7 separate regions of the Mus musculus genome follow, and all the other regions are linked to region 2. A link is a loop called in an ENCODE intact Hi-C map of the cell type or tissue named here. Cell type or tissue: heart. All regions are shown on one strand. Region 1 overlaps Pard3b (par-3 family cell polarity regulator beta). Region 2 has its middle 200 kb from the start of 9530026F06Rik. Region 3 holds the start of 9530026F06Rik (RIKEN cDNA 9530026F06 gene). Region 4 has its middle 2.4 kb from the start of Nrp2. Region 5 overlaps Pard3b (par-3 family cell polarity regulator beta). Region 6 has its middle 100 kb from the start of 9530026F06Rik. Region 7 overlaps Gm35252 (a long non-coding RNA gene).

Region 1 (4,000 bases), 590 kb after region 2:
CTGGAAGCAGAGCCCACCAAACTTGTTTCTCTTACTTTTAGTCAATTCACAGTAAGTAGTAATTTCAACTGATGGTTTGTGGACCTCCTGTTGGATATCAAACCTGCTCAAGAAGGCTGGAGGCACAGTTGGGCTTTTATGTGTAAATTACTTGGTGAATACTCATTCACAGATGGAATATGGACAGAGAGCAGGCACAGAGAAGATTGGCTGGGTGTGAAGACTCATGCTCAAGTCATAACACTTGCATTCCTGGGATGGACTACCTACAGGGGAACTGGCAATGAGGGCTGTAGATAGGCTGGACCAAGTAATGGAGAAGCCAAGATCCCAACAGCAATTACAGTCCCAAAGCGGTGTCAGCTGTGGTTGCTTTGCTTTCGGAAAATCAGTGCAGTTCAATAAAGGCTAGAAACTAGAGGTGGAATGATTTGATGTAAAATTGGAGAAAGATCTAATTCATTTACTTAGTTTGATAAAGAGATGACTTCTGAATCCCATGGTCTTGTTACTCAATAATAGACTCTTAAAACAGTAACTCACATTGTGAATTGTTGGCATGGTTAAAAAAGACAACTACAACATAAAACTATGTAAATATGAAAGTATATAATTTTTATGAAAATTGAATTCCTTCCATAACCATACATACATATGTATATATGCCCTAGCCCTAACCTCCAACCCTAACCCTAACTGTAATACATATATACACATATGTGTATATATATGTAATATATATACATACACACACACACACACACACACGTGTGTGTGTGTGTGTGTGTGTGTGTGTGTGTGTGGTGTGGTGTGTGAAGTATAGTATACCATCACAGAAAATTTCTTTATTTACAGCTAGGTTTTACAGATGGGAAGTGCTAAACTTGAAGGCAGGCCAGGAGCTCTTGACTTGCACAACTGGGCCTTGACCCTTGAATACCATGTGCTGTCTCATGTTCAAGTACTACACTATCAGCTCAGCTTTGTCTTTGTGTTTGGTATAAGTACTTGTTAGACTTTTGTCTGCCTTATCCTCAGGTTCAACAATTTATTTAACAGCAAAATGTTAGTTAGTGTAGTGTTAGTGTAGAAGAGTTATGTGTTTAGTGTCCCTTGCTGTCTTTTAATGATATAATACTATTATTATGATATTTTCATGTGCATGTCTTGATTTAAGTACTAAGTGTTTGAGATTAAGTACTGAAACACCAAAGAAACTAACTTAATGCATACTTTAATAGTTTCAAACAAATCTTATAAAATTTGTTTTAAAGTTATTTAATTGCTCAAAATAGTTTTATAAGGAGATACTTGATTAATATGACACAATATTTGGATTAAGATATTATTATTATGTGAGAAATGAAATGCCAGCAGGACTAAATTTAGAACAGGAACACACTGTCTGTTAACATACTCAGCATTCAGGGATCTTCACATATTCAAAGGGAGACTCTTGTGCACAGTGAATGAACTAGTGACCTAGTCAGACACACTGCCACTTGCTTTCTCAGAGCACTCTGTTGCCCTCTGGTGGATGGCACAGTCACTTAGAAGCCAGCTCAGAAAACAGTTTGAAATTTGACACTCCCCCAGTTAGAAAATGTCTTTTGTCTTTTTAGTATAGATCCCAGATCAGAGGTGGATAGTAAAGGGAGAGTTTACACATACATATCTCTGCTCTCTTAAGTTTTTCAAAAATGGCCAAGGACACTCTTTGCATTCATAAAACTTGTTTCTATTTTTGGCTTTCTCAACTTCCTTTTTACTGACTGAAAGGTTGATGGCTGATTGTACTAAGATATGTGTGACTTTAGTGTGTAACTAGACAATCCATGGTGTATGTTGTGTTTTGCTTGGGAAGTGTTGTTGCTACATTAATCCTTTTTAAAAGATACTGAATTATTATATATATTTTTTTACAATCCTGGGTTATTTTTGAACACTTAATTTATTAGTGATACTTCTACCTTAACATAAAATAATTGTTCTAAATCTATTATATTTTCTTAAATAATAATATAGTAAATTTAATTCTGGAACACTTACATTTTGAAGGGATCTTGAAGTTATGATGTGCCTAGAGGTTTAAACAGTGCTTCAGAAAGAAATATGGAAGCTTGTAGGGGAGGAGAGAAGTGCTTCTGCTTACAAGGCCCATGGCACGGGCCTCAAGATGACTTTCTGCTAGAGAGTAATAAAATTATAGAATTTTAGATCCAAAGTATACTAGTCTTATGGACTAACTTTAACATCTTCCTAAACAGGAAGTATCTGAACCAGGGAAGTCTCTTGGACTCCTGGACTTCATGACTGTGGCTGGTTTCTTTCCGGAGTCCATTTTAGCATTTCCTCTTTGGCATTCTGATCGAAGCTGCTGTTGAGGGCCGACTTCTGCCAGGGGCAAGCCCTATGTTCTCTTTTCTCTCCTGTCAATAGAATATCCTTCTTCTAGTCTTGAACTAATAAGTTTTTTCAAAGTCTTAATCATCTGAGCACAGTTTATTTTTAATTCTTTTTTCGTGTTTTTTATCCCCATCTTTGCATTTACAGAGATAACAATTTTAATAAATAAAAGTCCAGACTAAGGTTATGGCAACTGTTGGGAATGATCTTTGTTATTGGTTTTCTTACCTGAATGGCTTTCAGCAACGTAGCCCCTTTCTTTGTGTCATGGCTTTCTCATGGGTAATTGAAGCTAAAACAATGCAGTAATTTTATGTGATATTATATCATGTGTGATAAATAACCTAGCCACAGTGTGAAGCCACATGCTCAGGAGAATAACTGTTAGGTTCTAGTGTGTTACATTACATAGTAAATTTAGCTATCAAATATACTATCAAAGTAAAAAAGATTGGATTTGCATTATTTTAAATGTATTGCTTAAAGCATATCCCATCTAGGAATGTGGTTTTCAATCTGTATTTACAGATTTAGAATCTCTGGATTCAAACAGCTGTGAATCAGAAGTACCAAGAAAAGAATTCCAGAGAGCATCAACGACTTCACTTGTGTTTGCCCTGTGTCAGGGCTACACTGAATGTGTATGTAAGCACACCCCACCTCACAGGTCCTCAATCTCTCTTTAACATTTGTTCCACCATTGTTATCTGGAAGCCTAGGATGGTTGTCCCTGCTGTTGGGACACATTGGTTTTACCTCCCCTTGGCTTTAACACATGATCAATACAATAGCTGCATATGGAATAGTTATGCTCTGTTAGCTATGCTTAGTAATGTGCCCATGCTTTAAAATACATATATAAAGTACATATGACTCATATGCAACTTCTTGTCCTGTTAGGGATGTGGGCATCTATCCATAGAGGTTGGTGTCTGAAGGACATCCTGGGACCTGTCACTGTGGATGATAATAGGCATTTGTACTTGAATAAAGTACAAGTCTCATAGGTTCTGTTATGAGTCCCTGGAATACCCACTTCCCCCCAGCTGTCTGAAGCATGCTAAATGGCAACAGTAGTAAAGCTATGGTTTCTTTCTTACATGCACCTCCTACCTGTTCTATACTTCCAGTGTTTTACTTGTTTAGCATGCCTATTGGTCCTTGTGCCTGGTCTCTGATAATTTAGGACACATACTTACATATGTATATGTATATGTATATGTATATGTATATGTATATGTATATGATGTATATGATGTATATGTATCTATATATGCATATATATGTATACATATACATATATATATATATATGCACACATATACATACACATACATACATAATATTGGTTGATAGTTTTATCCATTGCTTGTTTCCAGTGCCTGTAACTGTGCCTAGCCCTTACTTAGAATTCAGATAATGTAGAAAAAATAAATGAACACTTTCCAATGTTAAATAATTTGATCATTCAGAATTTCAGTTTTCTCACTGGTAAAATGGGAGTGGTAAATAATCTTAGTGTCACAGGGAAAGATAGAAGTTGTGTGTGAAAATTCAATGAAAATATTAAAGCACTATACACATAATAAGGATA
Region 2 (4,000 bases):
CACACACATTAATTTGTTACATGAAATTCTATTTCATGCTATTTATGAAGGGAATCGTGCCTCCAACTAAACCCACTTACCTTCCTCACTGGACTCTGGGCTCACGGCTGCTCTACTCTCTTCCCACCCCCATGGTACTCTAATCTGGACACACATTGACTCATTTTAAATATGAAATTTTTTGTGCAACTGGGGGAGAGGATGGGGAGGATTTGGTTTCGGCTGGAAGGCTCAAAGGTCAACGAAAGGGTGCACAGACCTATATAACAGTTGTTCCTGTCTGAGTGATGACTATACTACCAAGGGGATTCATTAAAATGGAGCCTATTGCTGTTACAATGAATGAGGCTCTCCATAAATTCTGCTGAGATCCTGTCAGTGGCTAAGCCCATAGGTAACACTTAAATGCTGCGCCTTCATCTGCTTGCTGGTGTCTGGATTCCAACCCACAGGTGCCTCTCCCTACTCCAGAGTTTATGCATACTGACTCCAGACCTATCAAGAACCCAGAGCCTGGAACCTATGCACTCCCAGCAAGCAAGCTTTCCCAGGCTTTCCCTGTGTGTGTGTGTGTGTGTGTGTGTGTGTGTGTGTGTGTGTGTGTGTAATAGGACATTAGGCTTTGAAATGTGACAAGACCATCTAGGCGGTAGTCACTTGTACTTGGTCCCACCTGAGCTGGGGCCAGAAAGGGGAAAGAAGAGTTAGCTTAGAGTAATTTGAAGTCACATGGTAATGCCACCTCCCAACCTTGTCCATTTAATAGATGAAAGGAGGCAATGTGTATGTGTGTGCCAGGGAGTGCTCTGGGCATGAACAGCTCTCTGTGTCCATCGTTATAATCAAAGGGCAATCGACAGAAGGCAGACTTGTTCTGTCCTGCCTCCTAAGTCACCTTTCAGACTCAGAGAGGCTGGGGAGAAAGTACTTAAATGAGACTATTTTCTGTTGCTGTTTAAGACCAGCCGGTTGGAAGCCACTTTATGAGTTCTCTAGTTGAATCTCTGATGTAAGAAAAAAAAAATGCTTTGGTTTGAGGGGGAAAAAAATCCCAGTCAAAGGCTTTGCAGGTCCAGGGAACAATCAGGGTTGTTCCCTCTGCTCTGCAGGAATTCAGCCAGGCCTTTGGGAGGAAGGGTGGAGGAGGCAGGGCTGCCATACCGGGGTTGTTCCCCCTTCGAAAATGGAACTGAAAAAACATGGAGAGCTCAATCGGTGAGTGGACTGGTGAGAACAGGCAGGGATACCCACATTAGCTGCTTCTTTTTTCTTTCACCAAATATGTCATGATGCATATTTGCATTTATTCACTCTTTAGATGAGAGAATTTCTGGTGCGGTCTGTGATTCCCCAGCTTTGGCTGTGTAGGTACTAACAAACTGACAAAGATATCTGTGAGAAATAGTACTGTCCTTTATTGATACCGAAAACTGGAGATACCAGGTCAACGTGTATAAGGCAGATGCCTCTTTGTTCAGGAGGTTGCCTCCAGTCTGCCCGCCCCCTGCAGCCACCTTGCAGAAACCAGGCACTAGGGGGCACTGTTGGCCCAGAGATGGCTCTTTGCATTAACCAGCTTTGGAGGCAAACGCATTAGCAGAGAAGCAGGAAAGTCGGTGACGTGAGGAAATTATTATGCACAGTTCATTTCCTTGTAATTTAACTCTCAGAGTAACAAAAGCATAATGTATAGCCCAGTTTTCTGGTCTGATTTACAACAATTTGAACTAAAAGATGACTTCTGCCTTGCCCCACCCCCTTCTAATCATTTCCGCTGATATCAGCAGCTGAGAATTTTTTATCTCACCGTAACCACTGCACCTCTTGAAGCCACAGATCGGAGAAGAGGAAAATGTAAAACGTGGTCCCGCAAACCCAGCCGGGCACATACCACACTCTGTTTCCTTACAGCTGTGGTGCAGGGAGTCGTAACTCTATGTCTATTATGGCTATTTGGCTGGTATCCTGTAAGGCCTTTAAATGCCCAGGAAGTCCAAACGGGAAAAAGCATGTTTGTCCCCCAAAATGTTTGTGGTGTTTCATAACCAGAGGCAAAAGGAGTTTGTTTCCTAGTAGCAGATGCCCCATCTAACCATCCTCCAGTGGAGGTCTATCCTTGCTTTGGCCATCCCTTCTCTGTAGATACCAGCTTAGCTGGTCTCCACTTCATAAGACTCTTAGAGCACACATTCACTGGCATACAGCAACTTAGCATTTCCTAGTGCTTGTCTTGCTTATTGATCTCTCTGTCTCTGTCTCTTCCCACTACACAGAGAATTGGGGTGTGTGTGTGTGTGTGTGTGTGTGTGTGTATGTGTCTACTTTGACTAGAGCTCCTTGCTAAGGTATGCCATTTTCTTTAATCAGTTCAAAACCTTGACCTTAAGAAGTAATTGGTTCATTTTATAGGCAAGGCCATGGAAGCTAAAGAACCTACCCAGGGGCCTCTGGAATTAGAGGCAGGCTTCAAAACCAGCTAGTTCATTCTGTTACACCATTCTGATGCCCATGTGCTAACTGGGACTGTTGAGTGAATAATGGGGGAGGGGGAGCTGTACAGAGATGACTTTCATAAGTATGAAGTACCTCCCAGGGCTCTCTGGGCCCCTGCAAAATCATTCAAGGAATTTAACAAGATGAAGCCATTGAGAAAAGTCGGCGAGCAAGTGGTCTCTGAGGACCCAGAGAAACTTGCAAACCAGGATGCTAACATTCATCTCCGGTTGACTCTGAACTTTTGGAAGCCAGGGAAACGGGGTGACCAAGGAATGCTGATTCCCAACCCCTGGGACCACATTACTAAACATATGGAACCGATAAGGAAATTAGGCACGGTCCCTAAAGGGTGGTTTGAAGAACTCAGAATTTCAGCACCTCTGGGGATTAAAGTCACAGTAAAGGAAATATCATGCATATCTTGATGAATTTTACCCTTATCATGCATGCTCTTTGTATGATTTCCCAGCCTTACTGAGGAATAACTGACAAACATTGTAATATGTAAGATGTACACTAGATATAAATGTACGTACACAATGTAAGTTGACCATACACTCAAGCTAGTTAACACAGTTATCCGCCCCCACACACTAACATTTAAGATCTATTAATTACAGCAATCACACTGTACAATGCATTTTCAGAACTTATTTCTGCTGCCTAACTTTTCCTCTGATCTTCGGGACTACTTTTCTGCCCCTCACCTTTATCCTGGCACTACACTTCCACTCTCCTCTTTGCTTCCGTGAGATTGTTCTTTTACGTTCCACACGTAAACAGAGCCATATACCAGTCGTCTCTCTGTGCTGCAGCTAACACATTGCTTTCTGGTTTCACCTGTGTGGCTGAGAATAGCAGAATGTTCTCTCCCCTCCCCCACCCCCACCTGTGTGTGTGTGTGCGTGTGTGTGCGTGTGTGCACTCGCACGCGCACATGTCACATTTTCTTTATCCTCTATCTGTCAATGTATGTGTTGGTTGCTTCTAGATCTTGCTTATTGTGAACAGTTCAGCAGTGAACTAGAGACTGCAGAGGTCTGATTGACAGATTTCATTTCCATTTTTAGATCTGGAAATGGGATGTTTTGGATCATATATGGTTGCAGTTTCTGTGTTTGTTTGTTTGTTTGTTTGTTTGTTTTGAGAAACTTCTCCACCGTTTTCCATAATGGCTATGCTAACTTGTAATCCTACCAATGTCGCACAAGGGTTCCTTGGTCTCTCTCTCTCCCTATAACACTTGCTGTCTTTTGTTTTGATAGGTGGCCCCTCACTGAGGTTTGACTTTGCATCTTCCCGGTGCTTTGCAGTGTGAACACTGCTTCATCCACCCGCTGACCACCTGTAGGTCTTCTTCTAGTCAGGTCTTGTACACGTTTTAAAGCAAGTCACCTGCTCCCTTGCTGATGCCCTGTCTGAGTCCTCTGTACATTTTGGCTTTCAACACTTCATCGTATTGAAGGCTTCCAAATATTTTCTCCTATTGCACAGGCTGCTTCCT
Region 3 (4,000 bases), 200 kb after region 2:
AGTTTCTAACCTGTGTGTTAGAGAATGTTTCCCTAACCATTGGGATGAGTTATCAGTTTTACTCTCCAAATAAGGGTGCAGATGGGTCTCAAATAAGGACCCTTATCCAAGGAAAATTAGTATAGTGTAGGTTTAAATTCTGCTGTTATTGTGTTGAGCTATCTAATGCTGAAGGACTCACATGGACTCTCTAATAAGATTCCTGTCTCTCATCTGTGAAACCACTATCAGTATGGTTATTAAAGATTTTAAAATGCACAACGCCTGTAAACAGGCCATTCTCCATATATGTCTCTGCCAATTATTTTTCAGTGCCAGTGATTGAACCAGGGCCTCATGAGATGAATAAGCACTCTACAGCTGAACTACATCCACAGTCCTTGTTTGTTTGTTTGTTTGTTTGTTTGTTTGTTTAAAACAATATCTTAGTTGTGTAGACAAGGCTGGCCTACCATCATGATTCTTCTGCCTCCACAACTTGAATGCTGGGACTGTAAGCATGTACCACTATGACCAGCTCTGTCTCCTTTACCAAGAGCCTGTCCATGTCTCTAGCATTCCTCTAGTATCAGAAAGTCCACAGACAAGATGTCAACAAGATGTAAAGTAGAGGAGCAGGGCTGGAGAGATGGCTCAGCGGTTAAGAGCACTGACTGCTCTTCCAAAGGTCCTGAGTTCAAGCCCCAGCAACCACATGGTGGCTCACAACCATCTGTAATGGGATCTGATGCCCCTCTTCTGGTGTGTCTGAAGACAGCTGCAGTGTAGTCATAGACATGAAATAAATTTTAAAAAGAAAAAGAAAAGTATGGAGGGGCATAAATCGAATACCAAGAATGGATTTTTAGTGGTTTGAGGGACAGCCATGGAAGGTTCATAGATGACACTGACTAAGAAATGTGTGGTCTAAAGTGACCTATCTGTGCTACCCTTCAGTCTCATCTCTGGAGAGCCCTGAAAAAGAAGGAATCCTGTACACAGGATCACCTAGAATTCAGGCACATGAGCCATGCTGGGTTAGATAGTTTCTAGCCTCACCGTCTGCTCCATCACCATCTCAGCTAGGACCCCAGGAAGGGATCAAAGATTAGGAAGGTCACAAGTTGACTCTATCAACAACTTCCCAGGCAAAGGAATTCTGACACCAAGAGACCAAGAACAGTGGGGTTTGGTGGTGTTCTTTCTAAAGGAGTGACAGAAGGAAATTAGAAGTAGCAGGAAGGATGCTTAGGAGACTAGCAGATGGAGTCAGAATGAGCATGGGGACAGAGGCATTGCTTTCTCTTTACTCCAGAGCCAAGACAAAGATCCCATGACAGACAGCAACACACCTACACACACACACACTCACTCACACACACACACACACACACACACGCACACACGCACGCACGCACGCACGCAGACAGACAGACAGACAGACAGACAGACAGATAGAGATATAATGACAAAACATTATATTTCCTGGCACATATGTATAGCAACATTGCAACCTGTATATTATTGAATGTTTATTTCTCACACGGAGCAGCTGAGGTTTTCATCTAAGTCAAAGAGATGGGAAATTAGATCTGTACCTATGGGAGTGCTGACAGGAGCCCAAAGTGACACAGAGCAAAGCAAGGCTGAGGTCGTGCTGGGGTTAGTTTTCGGTATTGGCTTTGTGTACAGTTGGTAATGCTCCAAGGAGGCTTAGAGTGAGGCCAGGAACACACAGACAAAGTCAACAAAACCACTAAACTTTAAAATGATTCGATAAGGAGCAAAACAGAAAGGAAGAAAAAGTCAAAGCAGCCCATTGGATGACATGAAAAATAGGGCGGGGCGTGGGGGGCATGAGGGGTGGAGCATGAGGGAGTGGTATATCATAGGGTGAGGATTGGGAGTCACCAAGACACAAATACCCTTAGTTTCTGCTCCAAGGCAAGTTCACACCTCCTGGGAGCCAAAAGAAACTCCCAGGAAGCCCTGAGGGACATCTGAGAGATGATGATAGATGGTCACAGATATTAATTGGAATGTCACTCCCTTAAGAGCAGGGGTTTGGGTGTGAAAACTCTGTTCAGTACAAAGTAGCCTCTCAAACTCCATTTGTTGAACAAATCCCCTCAGCTGATAACGTCACCCAGTCATCCCTTAGCAGAGTAAGCTTTGGACACACTGTGAGACACGGATGTGTACTGTTCAAATTAATCTTCATTCTAGACTCACTGTTAATATCTTCATTTCTAACATTTGAGGGAATTAAACCCAAGTATTAGATATTAGATTCTGCCTCACAGATTCTAGTAAATTCCAACAATACTGCAAATTATTATTGCTTCATGCACACAGTGGCTTGGTGCTAGTTTTAAAGCTGGGCAGGCAGTCAGAGCTTTTATGTTGAGCCAGGGGCAAGCCGAGGGATTGCTCTCGGTTTTTTGTTTTGGTCTGTTTTTTTATTTTTTTTTTTTGGTTTGGCTTTCAGCGTGATGACAGAAAGGACCCGCTAGGGGGCAGTGTGTGCACAGGTTTCAGCCAAGCAAGCCCAGCGGTTTATGGCCGCTCAGGTAATCCTGAAGGCAACAGGGAGATCCAAGAGTCTTGAGAAACAAAATTCACTATATGAAGTTATTCTTTAGGTGGAGCAGAATAAAGCAGCCCGAAAAGACTGCACAGGAGAAGAAAAGCTAGTGACACAGCAAAAAACTGGGGGATGGTTATTTTAAAGGTTTCACCGCACCGGAGCGCTTACGGCTTGATACAGGAATTATTCGGTATTCTCCTTAATGATTGCTAAAGGGCTTTTAATATTTTTATTTATTACCTTTGACATTTCATGTTTCTGAAATCCATGCAGAGCCGTGATTCATTTTTCTTGTCTATTGTAGGTAGCAGTTAGAATTCAATTAAAGTTAACCACTTTTAATTGGGCAATGATAGCTGATGTTGCATTATTGAGTGCTTCAATGTTCTGAGGGGTTTACTTACATTTTCTTTTCTTCGCTAATGCTCCTGGATAAGGAGACTTTTATTAGTTGTATTTATTCCCACTGGAGATGTGGAGAGATGGTGTTGATACTCACTCCAACATCCCAAGCCTCAAGGTCTAGACCAGAAGCCATTTCTCTTAACTATTTTGCCGTTTTCCCCTAGAGTGCACAGCTTCTCACACCTCTTGTTAAAATGTAGATGCTGATTCATGGATGTGGGTGGAGACTGAGAGTCTGCAACGTAGGCCAGTTTGCAGGTGACTGCAGTGCTGCTGCGTTTTCCATGGGCCTCATTTTTAAAAAGTGAGCACCTGTGTCGAGGTGAAAGGTGCAGGCGTATACAGATGTGCATGATCTAATCCCTACACTCAGATACAGATGTGCATGATCTAATCCCTACACTCAGACAGCCTGTGAGTAGGAGAGATGAAGAAGGCACATGTCCAGGACCACAGAGTAACAAACAGAACAATTCCATTGATATGAGAACAGGACTTGCTGACAGGGGGTGAAATGGACCCCAAAGCTTTGAAGGGTGCCTGCGGAATGAGCAAGACCTAACTCACAAAGCATGACCAGCAAGCCTAGTGCAGACACGGGTCTTGCAAGGGTTGTTCAAAAGGACAGGGAACTGAAGGAGGGAGGGGCGAGGAAGGGAGGTCGGAATGCAAGTCACTCCTGGAATTAAGAAACACTGTCTAGAGGACGCTCAGAATGGACAGCACCCAGCTGCTCAGGAAACCTCAGTGCGGGGTGAGATGAACCAGGAAATAGATGGCGGTAGAGGCGGTGTTGACAGAGCACAGAGGAGGTAATCTGAATAAAAAGAACCTGTTTAACCCAAGTTCTGGGATAGGACAGTACCATGCACACTAGAGGAAGAGTGCCTAGACCTGTTTTCCCATCTGTCCATAGAGAAGCTATGCTGCAGCCATGGTTCAGAGCAATGCGGCTCTCTCTCCATCGTAACATATCATGAGTGCCGCAGCAGAGGAGACTCCAACTCCGAATTCTGTTTTCATTAGGGC
Region 4 (4,000 bases), 1.5 Mb after region 2:
AGTTTTATTGAGGTTACTTATAAGAATTTGGGTAAGGGGTTGCTTACGGGAACAGAATTAACTCAAAGAGAGCAGCATCACCAAGGTTCACCCCAGCATGGGGTGACAGCGCACAGTGCTGGGAACCTAGAGCTCACTGCACAGCCTGCAGGCAGATCAACAGGTTGGAGATTGTCCCTTCCAAATGACTCCGGTCTAAACCTCTTCCAGGTCTGCTCTCAGAGTCTTCTTTGCAGCTCAGCTTCCTTCATTCTTAGAGGGACTCGCAGGTCTCTTGTTTGCTTGGGCAGGAAGGGTTCTAATGAATCTGGTCAGTTTCAGGGTCTTCCTGAAGCTATTTTGAGTTGTTGACTTTAACATTTTAAGAACCTCCCTGTTGAGCAATGGTAGTACATGTCTTTAGGCCCAACAGGCGGACCTCCATGTTCAAGACCACCCTGGTCTACAAAGAGAGTTCCAGGACAGCCGGAATATTTCAGTCTCAGAGAAACTAATACCCAACACCAGGTGAAAAGCACAGGTTCTCCATCATGGTGAGTAGTTACCATAAAAAGGGCTTCTTTAGAGGAAGGGGTTTGTGGGGTCAGTCTTTTTGATGTTCCAAAGCTCCAAATGTACATAAATTAGCATTGAGGAGGGAACTCAGCTCCATGATGAACCCAAAGAGAGCAGAGGAAGCAGAAAGCCTTGTGTTTTTTCTTGCCAAGGGATATTTGAATACATTTTGCATTTGGTTGCCTCTTGTGTTTTATTTACAAGGGTTCCTCCTGTCAAATTTAGGTCTAAGGCTGAGACATACATACACACAATTTGAAATGGAAAAGATTTCCATGAGAATCTGCAAGGATTCTGGGAACCCACTAAATACAATACCAAAAAAAAAAAGAAACAATTAAGTGGTGTTCAAGTATGTTAAGGAAAAAAATAAGTATTTTCAAAGTATGTTGGGGGTGGGGGTATGGGGGACTCCTATTGATCAGAACCTGGACTTCAACATCAAACAAGAGAGAGAATACAAAATGAGGATCTATTACATTTTAACCAAAGGTTTGCTTCTGAGACAGATGCAGCTAAACATTAACTGGGACAGAGCCGTAAATTACAGATTAAGATGTAATTATGCCTCTATCTCTCCCTTTCAGGGTGAGAGCTTGTTGAAGCGAGGGCTCCGATAAGGGAACAGCATGTGACAGGTGGTGTCTATTGTGGAAGCATGAAAACTTCTGGAGCTTTGAGATCCTGTGTTCCCAGGAGGCAGAACCCCAGTGCCTGTCTGGTTTCCATGCCCCCTGCATAGTCACGCATCTATGAACACTTAATCCAATTTGATGAACACAAATGGAAAGGCATACCTGAAGAAGCTGCTAGCAGCAACCAGTGATGCTTGTATGGGGGCTGGGGGGGGGGGGCTGAATCCAGCTCCACAAACTCCAATAACTGGCCCTCTGACCATGTTGCTCCAACTCTCCTTGCTACCCCAGATCATCTTTGAGGTGGTTTCCAAATAGGTTCTTAGGCCCACCGCTTCTCAAAGTCACACAGTAAAGCCAGGAGCTGCACCATTCTGGCACTTTTGTGGATATATTCTTGGTGAGGCTCTCCCGGAATCTGAAACATCAGACCCCCCCCCCAAAAAAAAAGTGTTCACAGAGAAAGAGTAAAGGGAGTACTTTTCCAAATATCCTTCAATAGGAGATGCACCAAAGGCTGTACAGTAAATAGCATATATCAGAATTATTGTTCAATTGGCCTATGAGTCAAAAATCATCTAAAACATGTGTAGGAAAAAGTACAGATACCCAGAAGTCATCTCAGATTATGGAATTCTACCCACAGGAGGCTGGTGACCCAAGAGATGGACTTTTAACACCTCCCCACCCCCCATGATTCTAATGCCCTTAAAGTTTGGGACTGTATAGCTCAGGATATCCTGACTTTCCACAGGAAGTGTCTGAGGACAGTTTCCTTTTAGTGTCATCTGGAAACTTGCTCTATGTTCTCCTAACCCACTCCTCCCCACCTAAGGACCACCTATTATTATTATTATTATTATTATTATTATTATTATTATTATTAATTCATAATTAAGGATGGTGATGTGAGCATCCCAGCTGAATGAGAGGTAATTTCAGGAGTCCTCACTTCACTACGAGCTGTTTGGGGGCCAGTTCCGCTATTGTTCAGAGCAGGCTGGAAGATTCAGTAGCCTGATTTTGAATTTCCCCTGGTCTGCTGAAGTCCTTTGAAAAGGCAGGAGCTTCCCAGCACGGATGTAGAGGCCTTTGGTGGCATGGGCATTATTTATTGAGTGCTGCCCCCTAGAGGATTGGAAAAGCTCTGACCAGTTTGACTCCCCAGGGGTTCTCCCTCCCTCTGGCCATCTGCAGAACAGGAAGCCTTCACTCCAGTGGACTGCAGTCAAGTCTTGCATGCAGAGGCACAGAGGCTTCCAGGAAGCAAGTTAGCGCCCCCTTTAGAACACCTCTGAGAAAACGAAGATCCATATGGGCAGAAGCAGGATCCAGGGACAGAACGCTGAATCTTACTGACTTTTCCCAGAACGAAGGAGAACCTTGGAAGCAGCTAGATGGGAACCCTCAAGTCTGAGGTCCCAAGCCCAGCAGTTCGGGGTTGTCATCCTATGGCTTCCCAATGGGCTTTGGGTTTCTTTCTCTCTCCCCAGTCATCTCTCTGCCCTTTGTCATGTTCTCAGAAAGCTGCTGTGTGCATCTCTAGTCTAAGTAGGAATGGTTTTCTATGCCTGGAGAGCAGTGGGGTTGTGACACTAAGTAACTCTTTCCTTGCAGGCACTGTTAGTACAGATAGCGTTGTTTGTTCTTGGATTAGTGTTTTGCCAACAACACAAGCCAGGATTTGAACTTAAGGTCCAAACTCCAGGCTTCCCCTCTTCCTTCATCGAAGAACCCAGGGAAGGGAAAGAAAGGATAAAGGAAATCAAAATTAGCCCCTATGAGTATTTGAGTGGTGCATGCGTGTGCACGTGTGTGTGTGTGTGTGTGTGTGTGTGTGTGTATGTGTTGCTCTCTGGAAGAACTCAGAGGGCCTCTAACTCCAGCCCTTTGCAGCCAGGCAGTTAAGATTAACCATGTGGTATTCAGGCTCTGGACTTCCACTGGAAAATCCCTCATTTAACTAGTTGCAAATCACTTCTGATTCAATTTTGTTTGTGTTTATCTCCATGTAAATAACAGTTAAGTGAGAGTTACAGATTTTTTTTTTCAAACACTGGCTGTGATAAACAACGCTAATGGCAAGTCCAGATAAGGAGAGAAACCACCCAGAAGAACCCATAAGTCCACGCTAAGGGGGAAAAATGGTATAGTCAGATGTTCATGTCCCTTCTCACCCAAACTTTATGTTTCCTAATCTTCAGACTGCTAGGAAGGGGACTGAAAAGGTTGCCAGGTGTGCTCTGTTGGATCTTGATCATGGTAAAGCAAGGGTGCCTGGTGAATATGACAGTTGGGGATCACCCAGCCACCCTCAGAAACAAAGATGCAAGTGTTTTCTCCAACTGTTAGCTTATAGCGCCTTGAAACAGTTTTCATGTCTCCACTTAAAAATAGGTAACACAATGCTATTTTCTTTCTGTCAACATTGTGACCACAATACCTTGGGGAAACATGAACAGAAGTAGTTACAGTAGCAGTCCAAGAGGCCTCCCTGTACCTATACTATGTTGGAAGCTTGAAGGTGTATTGGGTGGCCAGGGGTGGGGGTGGGGAATTTAATTGCCCGGAGAAATTCTTTATTCAATAAAATCGTCCCTCGTTTACAGATAGTTACAAGTTAAGGGCACATGTTGAAGTAAATCCTAACCCAGACCGCAGAGGATCCTGTTTGGGACACAACAAAGGATCTGAGAAGTAAGCCCAAGAAGTATTTGAGGTTTGGTTCAGAGAAGGCTAAAGGCTGACTGTGTGTGTCGCCGCCACGCTTTGCTGCCTCTGGGAACACAGAGCTGAGCCGCGGACTGGCT
Region 5 (4,000 bases), 750 kb after region 2:
TACATGGAGATTGCTCTACCAAATGACCCTCTTTTCTGAAAGAAGCCTTGCAGTGTTTTCAGAGGGGCTGTCATTGCTCATGCAAAGAAAGGTTTGCTGGAGACTCAAAGATATATTTGTGACTTAGAGTTGTTGAGCATGTTGGATTTATCAGTTGCTTGCCATCTCTTTTTTTCCCTGGTTTCTAGCAAATTCCATGTGTGTGTATGTTGTATTACATATGACATGTGAGATTATATATGTTGTATGTGTGTATCATGTGTATAGAAAGTGAGGGCAGGAAGATGGTGGTCAAGTACATAGGCAGTTTGAATATTAGCTGAGTGTGCCAGAGGGTTGTTATCACCCAGAAAGATGCAGCTGACATGGGGTTGCACACAAATGACTTTCCCATGGACAGGATATCTGGTCTAACTACTTTAAAAAATTGCATATCCCTACAGGGAGCCCTGGCTAACTAATGCAATAATTATCTAGGAGTGGAGCCAACATCCTGTGATTATATTAGAACAAACATGCTGCAGTGTTTTGGCTGATGTATGTTTCTTTGCATCTTGATTCAATGTTTTATTAAGGAGAACGTTGGAGAAGCCTTCTAAAGAAACTCGTTGGGATCACCTGTGGTATAAGGTTAGGATGTTTCTATAACACTTTTTTCATCTTAAAACATAATTTAAAACAATTGATGTCTACTTCATACTTAAACACAGACACATATGTATTACAGGAAAATATGACTTTGAACGTTAACTTTTAGCTACTTAATTGAAAATTTTCTATTATTATTATTTTAAGCTTGCCAATATGGCGAGCACTTTTGTTTGGTTGGTCATTCCATATGTGCATATCTATCTGTTTGTGTATTTGTGGAACAGATTAGCACCTCAACATCTATAAGTTGATAAATTTTAATTTGGCAGCTTTTTCTTCACAGATGGTCTTATATTCTATACATAATTTTGTTGATACATTGACAAGATTGCACATTGAGCAATATTTAAACTTTCTTTTTTTCCTATATTCTATTTAGCTCACCACACCCACCATTGTTATCTCCAGTGGTTGAGGAAATCAGTTGCTTTAACATGTGTGCCCTAATCTGTGAAATGAGGCAAGGTGTTGGACTTTATAGACTTGCTAGACAGTGGCTTGTTGTCCCTGTGAAGGTTTCTTTGAAAAGAGAAATTCCCAGTGGCTTCCAGGCAAGATGAATGAAAGAAACTCTGGGACTGTGTGTATTGTACACAAAGGCCTTGCCTCTGGGAAGGGAAGGGAAGGGAAGGGAAGGGAAGGGAAGGGAAGAATGGATTGCCAATGCATGCATTCATCACTGGATTAGGAGAGCTGAGGTTCCAGGGCATCCTTAGTTATTCCTGTTGCTTTTCCTCTCTCAAAGCTTTAAATGACACTTTTGCTCTATCCTCTTCTTCCTGGACATATATCTCCAATGAGACTTCTCCATCACCTGTCAGTGTTTGAGTTATTTTATGTGCAGTTATTGTTGTCTAGTTTAGTGTTGTGTTTCTTTAAATATCTTTTCTAGATAGTACCTTCCATGAGGAAAAGAATCAGATAAACCTGCTGTAATCCTTCTAATATTCAGAATGATTGGAAAATGGTGAAATGTCAGTAGAATGCATTATCACAAGTATTGTTAGGTTTTTGGCAAATAGCTGCCTACAAACCTGTTTCTGTAGACTGCCTCTCAGTATACCTCCCTCCCTCCATCTTCACATAGGAGGGCTGGCATGCCAGGAACTGTTTCTGTAGAAGGGGGCAGACTGATCTGACAGGTTCCAAACTGGAGGCCCTGCCTGGGGAACTTTTCAAAATCACTGATTTGTTTTAGAAGCTGCTAGCCCTTATTGAAGTAAACATGAATAATTCTGAATGCAGAATCATGCCTTTTGCACTGACTTAGAAGCTTTTGAGGGAAGGGAAGAAGTTGTGAATCTCCACTGTTCTGAACTGCTACAATGGAAACAGAAAGTTAAGACTGTGGTAAAGTACCAGTGGGAATGCGTTGGATGTTAAGGTAGAATTTTGGAGATTTTTGTTCCAATCTACTACTCCTTACTAGAAAAACATTGCTTTAAATCTTCCCATATGCATAATGAACTCCCATGCTCTTATAAAGACCCCATGTCCAAGTTTAGAAAGCATCTTATCAGTTTCTCCAATTTGTTTATAATCATCAAAAAATAAAAATTCATAGATTTTTCTCACTGTCTCTGGAAATGCTGGTGACAATAAGTTTCCAAGGGGGCTGCTGGGCATCCCTTGTCATTGGAACCTTTATTATATTGGTAACAAAACATAGTGTTTTGTAACCAGCAGGAAAATGGGTTTAAATCCAGTATCAACTGAGAACTATATAGCTAACTTTAATGTCTCTTTTTGTTTTCATATGTAAAGAGGATCTGTGGAGCCAGCCCTGTATGTAATCTCTGCTTCATTTTAGTTTAAGCCCTTACCAAGGAAGTATTTGAGAAGATTGCAAATCTTACCTGTGGCTGAGATCTAATAACTACTGAAGAGTATCTCATCACCACCATCTCTGTCTACTCCTTCTCATCTTCCTCACCAACAGAGCCCCTTATCCATAACTGTGTATCTTTCAAAATACTGTCAAGACCTATTTTGTCCCTTGATGTTTCCATATGGACAGCAATTCATGTTCTGCATTCATATAGATGAACTGCATTTCCTTTGGGAAAACAAGATAATCACTAAGTCTTCCATCCTAAGGCTTGAAAAATAGAAGTTTGTTCTGATCTTGTTTTTAACAATGTGGGAATCATAAGTAATGTGTGTGTGTGTGTGTGTGTGTGTGTGTTACTGTAACAAAATATCTGAGATAGTCAATGTAAATAGAGGGAAAGTTCAACTTGAGAGCCTGAGGTGGAGCAAAACTGCTCACCTCAGATCAACCCACAAGTAAATAAAGAGGGAAGGGAGAGGCCTAGTTCTAAAGCTCCTTCAAGGACACATTTGCATAAGGCTTCCTGCTATGTCTCATCTCTTAGTTTCCACTCTCAGTGCGAAGCTGGTGCTGAGCTTTTAACACATGGGCTTTTTGGTGGGAGGATTCCAGATGTAAAAATGTTAGTATATTTCAAAAAATATATGAGAGGATTTTTTTTTAAGTTTCAGAGGAAAGAAATGGCAACTGTTTGAGGCTATGGATATGCCTCTCCCGATTTGAACATTACACAGTGTATGTGTTATCAGAGCTCTCATGTTCTCATACATATGGACAATCATAAGTGTTAGTTTCAAAAAGTTTTTAAGTGAGGTCTTGCCATAGTCAGTTGCAGATTGAAGGCATTTGAAAGTCCACTTAATCCTAGAAAACCATTGCAAATGAGATTATTGCTAATGAGAGAACCAATGAGGTGAAAAGTATTAATAGATCATAACTGCTTTTGAGATGCAACTGTTGAAACGAGTGAAACACACACACACCTTACTAAGGAAATGTGAAGTGAAAGTTTAATAATTTGAGTTCTTTCTGGAAGAATGAGGACATTGTAAGCATCAGAGGAATGTTATTTAAAATATACAGACTTTCCTCAATGAAGTTGTAGTATTATAAATAGAAAAGGAGACTTCCTTTTTGAAACACATACATTTTTCTTAAGTAATAGGGCTATGTATATGTGGAAACAGATTTATTTTCTCAGAAAGAATTGAACACTATTTATTCTGGTCTTGGCCTATGTTTGTTCCATCCTCATGAAAGCCCCATGAGGTAGGATTTATTGTTTATATTTTAAAAATAAGAAAATAGTCACTGTTAGCAAGTTGGGGCTTCACTGAGATAGTCATTATTGGTGATGGCATTCTTGTACTGCAGCTGTGAATGAGCTCCGGTGCTTTGTCTCTGACTGTTGAGTGTTCCAGGAGAGGCAGAGTTAGACCTAAGGCCCAGATATTGTTGGGAATTGTAGCAGATTTAAAATCATTCCTGTGCTCAAGGAGAACAAGGCACAACTGGACT
Region 6 (4,000 bases), 96 kb after region 2:
AAGATGAAGAAAGAGGCTAAGTCAAGGCAGCCTTTGTAGGCTGGGCAAGATAAAGAATTGGATTTCTCTGCAAAGCCTCCCAAGGGAGCTGGTTCACTGACTTCCTGAACTTTGGAAGAGTGGATTTGCATTGTTTACAGCCACGGTGTTTGTCACATGTTATTGCTGCATTGACCAAAAGACAACACAGACTGGGGTACTTAACAGAACACACAATATAGTTGTTTATTTTTATGCTTCCCTCTTGATAGCCAATGCATTTTTGAGGGTAGAAATCCTATCATTCTTATTTTTCTATTCTGAGCTCTAAAGATTTGCTGGCACGTGATGGGTATAAGATGCAGACAAGTAGATGAGCATATTGAATTGTCCAAAGGAAATACAAGAGTTTAGTGGCCAAGTGACTTGCTAATGCTTCACAGTAATAGAAAAATCACCCAAATGTTAATGTTTCCCTAGGGTATGTATTCACCATGACAAATTTTTCACTGAGAATGCAAAACCAAAATGATTTAAATGTTATTCCTGCTGTTTTATATGTAACCACAACACATAAATCTAAACTCCTAAGTAGAGGCTGTGTTTATTTATTTATTTTAAGCATGTTACTTGTGATTCCATAAGGAAAGAAAAATTTAAGCATTGGCAGTCTATGTTACATTATACAGTTTTCCTTGGAGCCCTTTCAATGATTCGATGTTAATGCAAAGTAGTCCAGATTCTTAGAAGTAAAAATATTGTGTGTGGTTCATCTGTTTGTTTTAAATGGTCTCTCTAAACAAAACCTACGCTTTGCTGACTTATCATGTCAGAGGGCATGGATGTGTCAATTTATACATCACAAAAATGGGAAGGGGGCAGGAAGGGACGGACAAGACAGCTGCTTTATCCCTTCAGATGGAAGGTACAACCAAAAGTCCACTGTCCCTCCCTGAGTGCCCTTGCAGGCCCTGAGAAGGAACGAGAGCATGTTTTTGAGCTAATGTCCTTGGGGAAAGTGCAAACATAACTGTGACTGCCATTTAAGCCACAGATGGCCATGGTGTCTATCTCTGTGTGGCCAGCTGTTAACTGTTCTCTCTCTCTCTCTCTCTCTCTCTCTCTCTCTCTCTCTCTCTCTCTCGTCTATCTCTGTGTGGCCAGCTGTTAACTGTTCTCTCTCTCTCTCTCTCTCTCTCTCTCTCTCTCCCTCCCTCCCTCCCTCCATCCGTGTCCCTTCCTTCTCTCTCTCTCTCTCTCTCTCTCTCTCTCTCTCTCTCTCTCTCTCTCTCTCCTCTCTCTGTAACAAGAGTGTTTGTAACACCTGCCCATGAGCTGCAAGTTTCACTGAAAGAGAAAGGCCCACAGTTGCCCTCTGGGTATGTGTTCATATTCAGAGCCTCAGACTCATGTGACTCTAGGAAGAACTCAGTATTTTAAGCTTTAAAATTATACTTTTTTTATCAGAAAGAAAATCCATATTTAAATCTCATTTATATTTGATGATACAAAATCTTAAGGAACAATCAATTCGCAGTAGTGAAGGGCAAAATGGAAGACAAATGAAAGGCATGTTTCCACAACTGTTCCTTCAGTCCACCAAGGACATCAGACATGGCCCACACCAGGGGACAGTGAGAAGCAGCAAACACAAGTAATAATTTTAGCAAATGTAATTGTTCAGGCACATCTCCTATCCATGTAAGTGGCTCATTCAGGTCTCAGCTCACAGATTAGCCCTGTCTCTTCTGGACAAGCACTCTCACACGACGCCTCTACTGTCACGGTCATACAGTGTTAATGTTTTTCACAGTCCTTATTTCAATATGTTTTTTTTCACATTTGTTTGCTTGCTTGTATGCTGTCTTCTCTCCCCCATCAGGAAGGAAATTACCTAAGAGCAGAAGGGCTTATCTGCTTCCCCACACATATCCCAAGTGTCTAGAACAAAACTCAGTGGGACTTTCCCTGGCATTTGGGCCTATATTCATGAAATGAAAAACTTCAGCCTTTTGTCTATAATTAATATAACACAGAAAAAAACACACACAAAACAAAATCGGCAAGGGGTCAAGCTTGTAAACAATAGAATTTATGACAAATAAAAATAGCTGAAGGAGTCATCCCTTCTGTAACAATGAAAATTCAAAAGTGGATTTCAGATAAAATAAACTTGCTTGGAGCAACTGACAAGGACTAAAACTACCTATGGGATAATGTTTCCTTAACTAGAAAGTAACAGGCGAGTGAAATATTTTTAACAAAAATTTTATGTGTAAAATTTGACCCTGGACAATTATACTCAGGAGAATGAGAGTCATAAGAGGGAACTCATAATAGCAGAAGGTATAATAGGCAACATTTGATATGTTTGTGGAAGAAACCTGATGGATAAATTGAATCATCATCATAAAATTCATGAGAAAGGATTGATTTTGAAAACAATTTTGGTTAAATGAAAATGGAAAAAAAAGTGGAAATTGTTTAAGTGCTTTATATAGAGAAATTGATCAAATAATAAAATTCGCTTAACATGATTTGATTCAAAAATACTTTCCTGGCCACAGTGGTATAATTATGATTAAAAAGATTGTGTTTATAAACAAAGATTTCATATTTTTTGTGGCCAAAGATGTATGATAAAAATTCTTACAATCTGGCCACATAGACAGCTATAGACCAAGATACACAATAATGCATTCACTTGGGGACCGTAAGCAATTATGTAACGTGCTGAGACTAAAAGATTCCATTCTACATGCATCATGGGTAGCTTCCTTCGAAGCAGGATGCTACTGTCCAGTTTTCAACCCTGGGCAACTCAACTCCTTCTCTTGGTCTTCTACATGTTCAAAGGGTGGTTTAATTATAGATTCAGGCCAAATTCTACCATACATACCTGAAAAAGAAAAAAAAATGAGTTATGAGGATGGTAGTGAAAGCGTTGAGGCATAGGAGCTCATGGGCTAACCTCTGAGATCCTGATATTTAAGGGCTAAGAAGGAGATAACCTTCTTGGAGGAAAGACAAAGAAATAACAGTCTAGGATAGTGCAATGTAAGAGACTGTGAAGACCTGAGGATATTTGAAAGGAAAAAGAAAATTCCATTGGGAAATAATGTCAGGAGCAAAAAGAAAACTCTTGGGTCTGGCTAGAAGGCCAGTTTTGAAATGGAGACGATGACCGTGGGACACACAGGAGAAGAGGGTCACTGACAGGAGAAGACTGGGAGGTTGAGAAGCAAGTCTCTTGGTCAATTTTTTTTCTAGTTTCCTGGTAACTAATATTGCTCGTGAGGACCCACAGACAGTAGAGCGAATTTATTGTCTATCCAACCCTTCAGTGGGGCACGTATATGACATCAGGGTGACCAGAGCCTGTGATTACATTTCTGATGCGATTCTACTCTTTATTCTACCTTTGCTTCTCTTTAGATATTGTCTTCTGTTCTAGCTTTTCACTTAGGCTTTTCTTATGATTGCACCCCGTGGCTTTGCACATCTGGGAAATGTCTAGAAGTAAATATCTACACTAGCTCAGGGGAATAAGGGACCATGCCTTAAAGCCAAGGAAAAGGTAAATGAGAGGGTCTGGGGAGGACAGTCTCAGTATCCTTAGAAAAGAAATCAATAGTATCCACTGCTAGAAAAGATGGCTCTGTGTGTGTGTGTGTGTGTGTGTGTGTGTGTGTGTGTGTGTGTGTGTGTGACTACAACTGACTACAAGCTAAAAGTCTTTTTAAAGAACCATAATTTTAATCTTCCATTTTTAATTGATATTTTATTTGTTTACATTCGAAATGTTATCCCCTTTCCTAGTTTCCGCTTTGAAAAACCCCATACCCCATACCCCCTCCCCTTGCTTCTATGAGGGTGCTCACCCACTCACCCACCTTTATGCCCTAGCGTTCATCTACACTAGGGCATCAAACCTTCACAGGACCAAGGGCCTCCCCTCCTACTGATGCCAGATAAGTCCCCTTCAGCTCCTTCAGTCCTTCCCCTAACTCCTCCATTGGGG
Region 7 (4,000 bases), 1.7 Mb after region 2:
GACTTCACTGAGAAAAGGGATGCTCACTTCAGTGGAATAAAGCTCAAAAGGACCAATCTTGGCCAACAGATACAGGGAGACTGGCTTCTGTTCTCTCACTGTGGAGCATGTGCCTGACAATAGCTCACTGGGCTGACTCTTGGGGGTGAACCTTTGTAATTTAGGCACCCACTTCCTCTCCTAACTCCTGACCCACAGACAACCCTCATGAATTGGAACTGTTTTCACTAATTTCTAGGGCCCAGTGAGAAGTGACCACCAGCTCCTCCCACTGCGTGGGCAGCGGCCACTCCTTTGACTTCTCACAGGGTAAGACCTGTAGAACTGTTCTTCCATTGCTCCTACAACGGCATCTTTGTTTGGGCCCCCTGATTCCTAAGTCTGACTTCTCCCTTTTCCAGAACCTGAAAGGGACTAAAATCCTAGGAACACCTTGAATCTTCTATCCATAAGGAAGGATGTCAAAGCCAGACACACTACCCAGGCCCACTGGAATGGCCTTCTGAGTTAAAACTCAGCCAGCCCAGAGAACAGGATTTGGAGCTGATGGTTTAAACATCAGACCCCAGCCACACCCCTTTTCCTCCCAGGCACCTTGGCCAGGTTTTCACTCTCACCAGCCTCTGCTCCTCAAGAGAAGTAAGGACCCCAGGAAAAGGCTCAGACACACAAGTTCATTACATGGTAGCTGGTACATGGATATTATTTCAGTGCTGTATTTCCCACACTCCCAACAGGTGCATATTTATTTACAACCTGAATACCAATGCATTAAAATACCTTTTGATTATCAACTACTATCTTCATCACTTTTCTCAACTCCAGTGACTTTTCAATATAGATAGACAGATAGCCAATAATTTAATCTTTGGTTGGCTTTGGTTCTTTCTTTCTTTCTTTCTCTTTCTTTCTTTCTTTCTCTCTTTCTTTCTCTTTCTCTTTCTCTCTTTCTTTCTTTCTTTCTTTTTTTCTCTCTCTCTCTCTCTTTCTTTCTTTCTTTCTTTCTTTCTTTCTTTCTTTCTCTAAGGAAAACTAGTAAAGAAATTTAGAGTCCGTTTTCAGTTGGTTTGGTTTTAGTACCAGAGTCAGAACTAGTTCCTTGTGAATATTCTCCAAATGCTCTCTCACTGATCAATATCTGCAGCTGTTCCCTTTATACTTTAAAAGTGCCCCCTCGGATCTTACTAAATCTATGAATAAGTACACATCGCCTTTTAAAATTATAACCAGTTAAGTGTGAGGAAGAGAAGGGTCGGTGGGGATGTGGAAGGGTGGGGCTGTAGCTGAGCCGGTACAGTGCTTGTCTAACAAGCATGAATCCCCGGATGTATCCCACATAAAGTATGCATGCTTATAATCCCAGCTCCAGTGCTGGAGGAGAAGGACCAGACACTGGAGATCATCTTTGCTTACATAGGGTTCAAGGCAAGCCTGAGAGACATAAGACCCTGGTCTCAAAACCAAACCCCCTCCCCCCAAAAAATAGAGGAGAGAGAAGGGAAATAGAGAAAAGTGAAGAAAACAAAATCCATCAGGAGGGGTTTGCCCTGGAACAGAGGCTGGGTATAAAGTTTGGGGAAGGGGGACAAGGGACAGGGCTTCCAAGACACCCAAGGAAATCAGTGTATGCAGTGGAGGGAGGGGTGTAGGGACAAGAGCGTTGCTCATTGAATAAAGAAGCTGTGAAAGGAGAGACAGAGATAAGCCTTTCCCACCCAGGACCTCGGACCAGTCCTTCTGCCTCAGGTTCCTGCCTCTTCCCTGGGGAACTCAGCCAGGCCACAGGCACTTCGAGGGGGGACAGCGCCACCTTGTGGGCTATTTGTTCCCGGTTGAGAAGCCCTCAATGAGGTCTTTTGCTTTTTACTACCTTGAACACACATTTTTTTTTATCAAAAGAGAAAATACAGGACGTCTGAAGTATTTTTTTGCTTTAAACTTTGGGGGTCGAGATCAAACACGATTAAGATAAAGCCTGCAGATTTTCCTCGCGGACACTATTCATCTGCAAGTATCTGACTGTTTCCAAATGCCCACCTTGGTGACCCTACCTCACAACCTTCAAAGGACAGCAGGGAAGCTGGCAGAAACCTTGAGGGTCAAGTGCAGTCAACTGACTCTGCTTGGGTTCTGTGCTCAGCCTTGTATGGAAGAGCTGAATCAGCAGGATTTTTGCAAAGGTTGATGGTAGGAGGGATGGGGGGGCAGTCAATTCCCCTTTGACTTCTGGTATGTATAAGACAAGTCCTGGAAGTTTCCTTTGATAAATATCATTATACACAAAGAGTTCTGCATAAGAATGTACTTTATGACTTAAGTTATAACTCTGCAGTCCTGCCAACAGCCTACCAGGCCAGTGGGGGGAGTGGTATACAGCCACTAAAAATAGCACCGTTAAGAGTCACTTTGAACCTATTTCCTAAAAGAACTATTGGAAAATATCAGCAAAATACATTGCATGCCATCCCAAAGAATCAATTCAAATCCTATATTTTATAAATCACTGCAATTCTAGCTAAATACTGCTATTCCGGTTTTTTTTTTTTTCTGCTTTCTGTGGGTGTCATAATTTTCTACACTGAGTATGTACTACTTCTTAAATCAGAGGGGGCACATTTTATAAGTTTCGATGCCAGCCAACCTTCCCTTCCATTCTTACCCGTGTCTCACAGGCCCAGTGAGGAAGATATTTTTAGCAGAGACAAGAAACATAGGGTATTTAGATGTTAGGTGAGAGAAAGAGACTCCTCAAGTACATTAGTTTGTGATGCCAGTTTCTAAGCGAGGCTATCAACCACAGTGATATTCCTCCTGCAGAGGGCAGGGCATAGGAGGCTGGTCTTGTTGGTTTATTTGGGGGGTCGGTGTTGTTAGGGGGTGTTTTACTTTTCCTTGTGCTGAGATTGAACAGTGAGTATTAACACACACTGGGCAAGCGCTCAACCTGTGAGCTATAACACCCAGCCATGAAGCCATTTTTGATGTCTACATATTTGAAGAGATGGGTGTGATGGTGCCCTGGATTCATCGATTCTGAGCTGGCCTGGTGTCAAGACCTTGTACTTATTTTCTCATCCTTATAGCCTCCTGCACAGTTTGGAGCAGGTGACCTGACTTGCAACCTCTTCATCTGGGAAGTGGAAATGACCGTTTTATCTCTTAAGGTGACTTAGGAATTAAATCCGGCTAGGTTGTGCCACATGAAACTGCTATTTTATGGATCAAAATGGGTGAGCACTGGTGTTTTAGAGTCATCCAATCATTGCATATAAAGTGCCAGTCAGCTCAGCCATGTGTCCTCGAAGAAGTTTTATCCCTGTTCACAGATCACAGATTGTATGGGTAGAAAGTGAACAGGTACCAGGCTGTAAAGACAAGGGCCCGTACAAAGCTGAGGGGAGGAAGGAAGAGCTGGCTCTCAGAGTCACCAAAGGTTGGCCAAATTTGCCTCGCCTCCTTTTAAAGCTCTGCCTTACTCCACACCCACCTCATTCTCCTGACCTCATTAAATGTTCTTGCACAGTGGAACTTCTTCTCCAGTCACAGGGCCCCTGTAAGTCCCACCTCCTGACTCCACAGAGCTGACAGAGACCCTGAACCCTCCATCTAACTTCTTCCTGGGGCACAAGTTTTCTAGCAGGTACTAAGGGATATGCCTACACCAGGGAAGGTGGTGTGATGTAAGCAGCCTGGTTGTGGCCCTCATCCTGGCCCTCATTATCTGTTAGTTCCACTGCACCAGAGACTAACAGACCCAACACTGAGGAATGGGGACCCTCCATCAGGAGCAGGAACAGAGAGAAACACCACTTGTCTGCCTGCCAGGACCTCTGCTGGCAAGCAAACCCAAATGGACCATTTCCTTGAGTCATTATATTTTGAGTCAGCTTTCTTTTGAGATGGAGTGCTGCCCCTACCAGAGGAGAGCTGTGGGCTCGTTGGATGCACCATCCACACTGAGGTCTGTGTGGGAACACTCAGCTGGCAGGTCGGGACCCAC

What was found. Hi-C counts contacts between places; a loop is a spot of excess contacts. Peaks named below come from ENCODE experiments on the same cell type or tissue, not always from the same donor. Only the 100,000 strongest peaks of a DNase experiment are listed, where the experiment ranks them.
Region 1: it touches region 2 in a loop (9-fold over the local background); 17 of 42 quality-filtered maps call a loop at or near these places.
Region 3: it touches region 2 in a loop (9-fold over the local background); 18 of 42 quality-filtered maps call a loop at or near these places.
Region 4: it touches region 2 in a loop (3-fold over the local background); 14 of 42 quality-filtered maps call a loop at or near these places.
Region 5: it touches region 2 in a loop (2.8-fold over the local background); 4 of 42 quality-filtered maps call a loop at or near these places.
Region 6: a loop joins it to region 2, with 3 times the contacts of the local background. A loop is called at or near these places in 3 of 42 quality-filtered maps.
Region 7: it touches region 2 in a loop (1.9-fold over the local background); 2 of 42 quality-filtered maps call a loop at or near these places.

The regions. Positions count from the first base shown.
Region 1 is chr1:61,769,900-61,773,899 of GRCm38, forward strand. The region is part of intron 2 of Pard3b (par-3 family cell polarity regulator beta); the gene reads left to right. It overlaps Pard3bos1 (a long non-coding RNA gene), which reads right to left. Exons shown (of 4, transcript XR_373443.3): 4 at 2,055-2,187. Among named protein-coding and RNA genes, the nearest start is that of Pard3bos1, 93 kb to the right of the region's middle. In heart, a CTCF peak has its summit at 1,536 (motif pointing left); no DNase peak of the experiment used is centred here.
Region 2 is chr1:61,179,763-61,183,762 of GRCm38, forward strand. No RefSeq gene overlaps it. Among named protein-coding and RNA genes, the nearest start is that of 9530026F06Rik, 200 kb to the right of the region's middle. In heart, a CTCF peak has its summit at 1,532 (motif pointing right); a DNase peak (open chromatin) is centred at 1,539; H3K4me3 peaks cover 538 bases; H3K27ac peaks cover 913 bases; H3K27me3 peaks cover 444 bases.
Region 3 is chr1:61,374,774-61,378,773 of GRCm38, forward strand. It overlaps 9530026F06Rik (RIKEN cDNA 9530026F06 gene), which reads left to right and starts at 3,659. Exons shown (of 5, transcript NR_040483.1): 1 at 3,659-3,783. In heart, a CTCF peak has its summit at 2,496 (motif pointing right); a DNase peak (open chromatin) is centred at 1,828.
Region 4 is chr1:62,698,892-62,702,891 of GRCm38, forward strand. No RefSeq gene overlaps it. Among named protein-coding and RNA genes, the nearest start is that of Nrp2, 2.4 kb to the right of the region's middle. In heart, a CTCF peak has its summit at 2,353 (motif pointing left); a DNase peak (open chromatin) is centred at 2,360; H3K4me3 peaks cover 408 bases; H3K27ac peaks cover 197 bases; H3K27me3 peaks cover 345 bases.
Region 5 is chr1:61,930,757-61,934,756 of GRCm38, forward strand. The region is part of intron 2 of Pard3b (par-3 family cell polarity regulator beta); the gene reads left to right. Among named protein-coding and RNA genes, the nearest start is that of Pard3bos1, 68 kb to the left of the region's middle. In heart, no CTCF peak of the experiment used is centred here; no DNase peak of the experiment used is centred here.
Region 6 is chr1:61,275,622-61,279,621 of GRCm38, forward strand. No RefSeq gene overlaps it. Among named protein-coding and RNA genes, the nearest start is that of 9530026F06Rik, 100 kb to the right of the region's middle. In heart, no CTCF peak of the experiment used is centred here; a DNase peak (open chromatin) is centred at 1,760.
Region 7 is chr1:62,927,903-62,931,902 of GRCm38, forward strand. The region is part of intron 3 of Gm35252 (a long non-coding RNA gene); the gene reads right to left. Among named protein-coding and RNA genes, the nearest start is that of Gm35252, 27 kb to the right of the region's middle. In heart, a CTCF peak has its summit at 1,821 (motif pointing left); no DNase peak of the experiment used is centred here; H3K27me3 peaks cover 453 bases.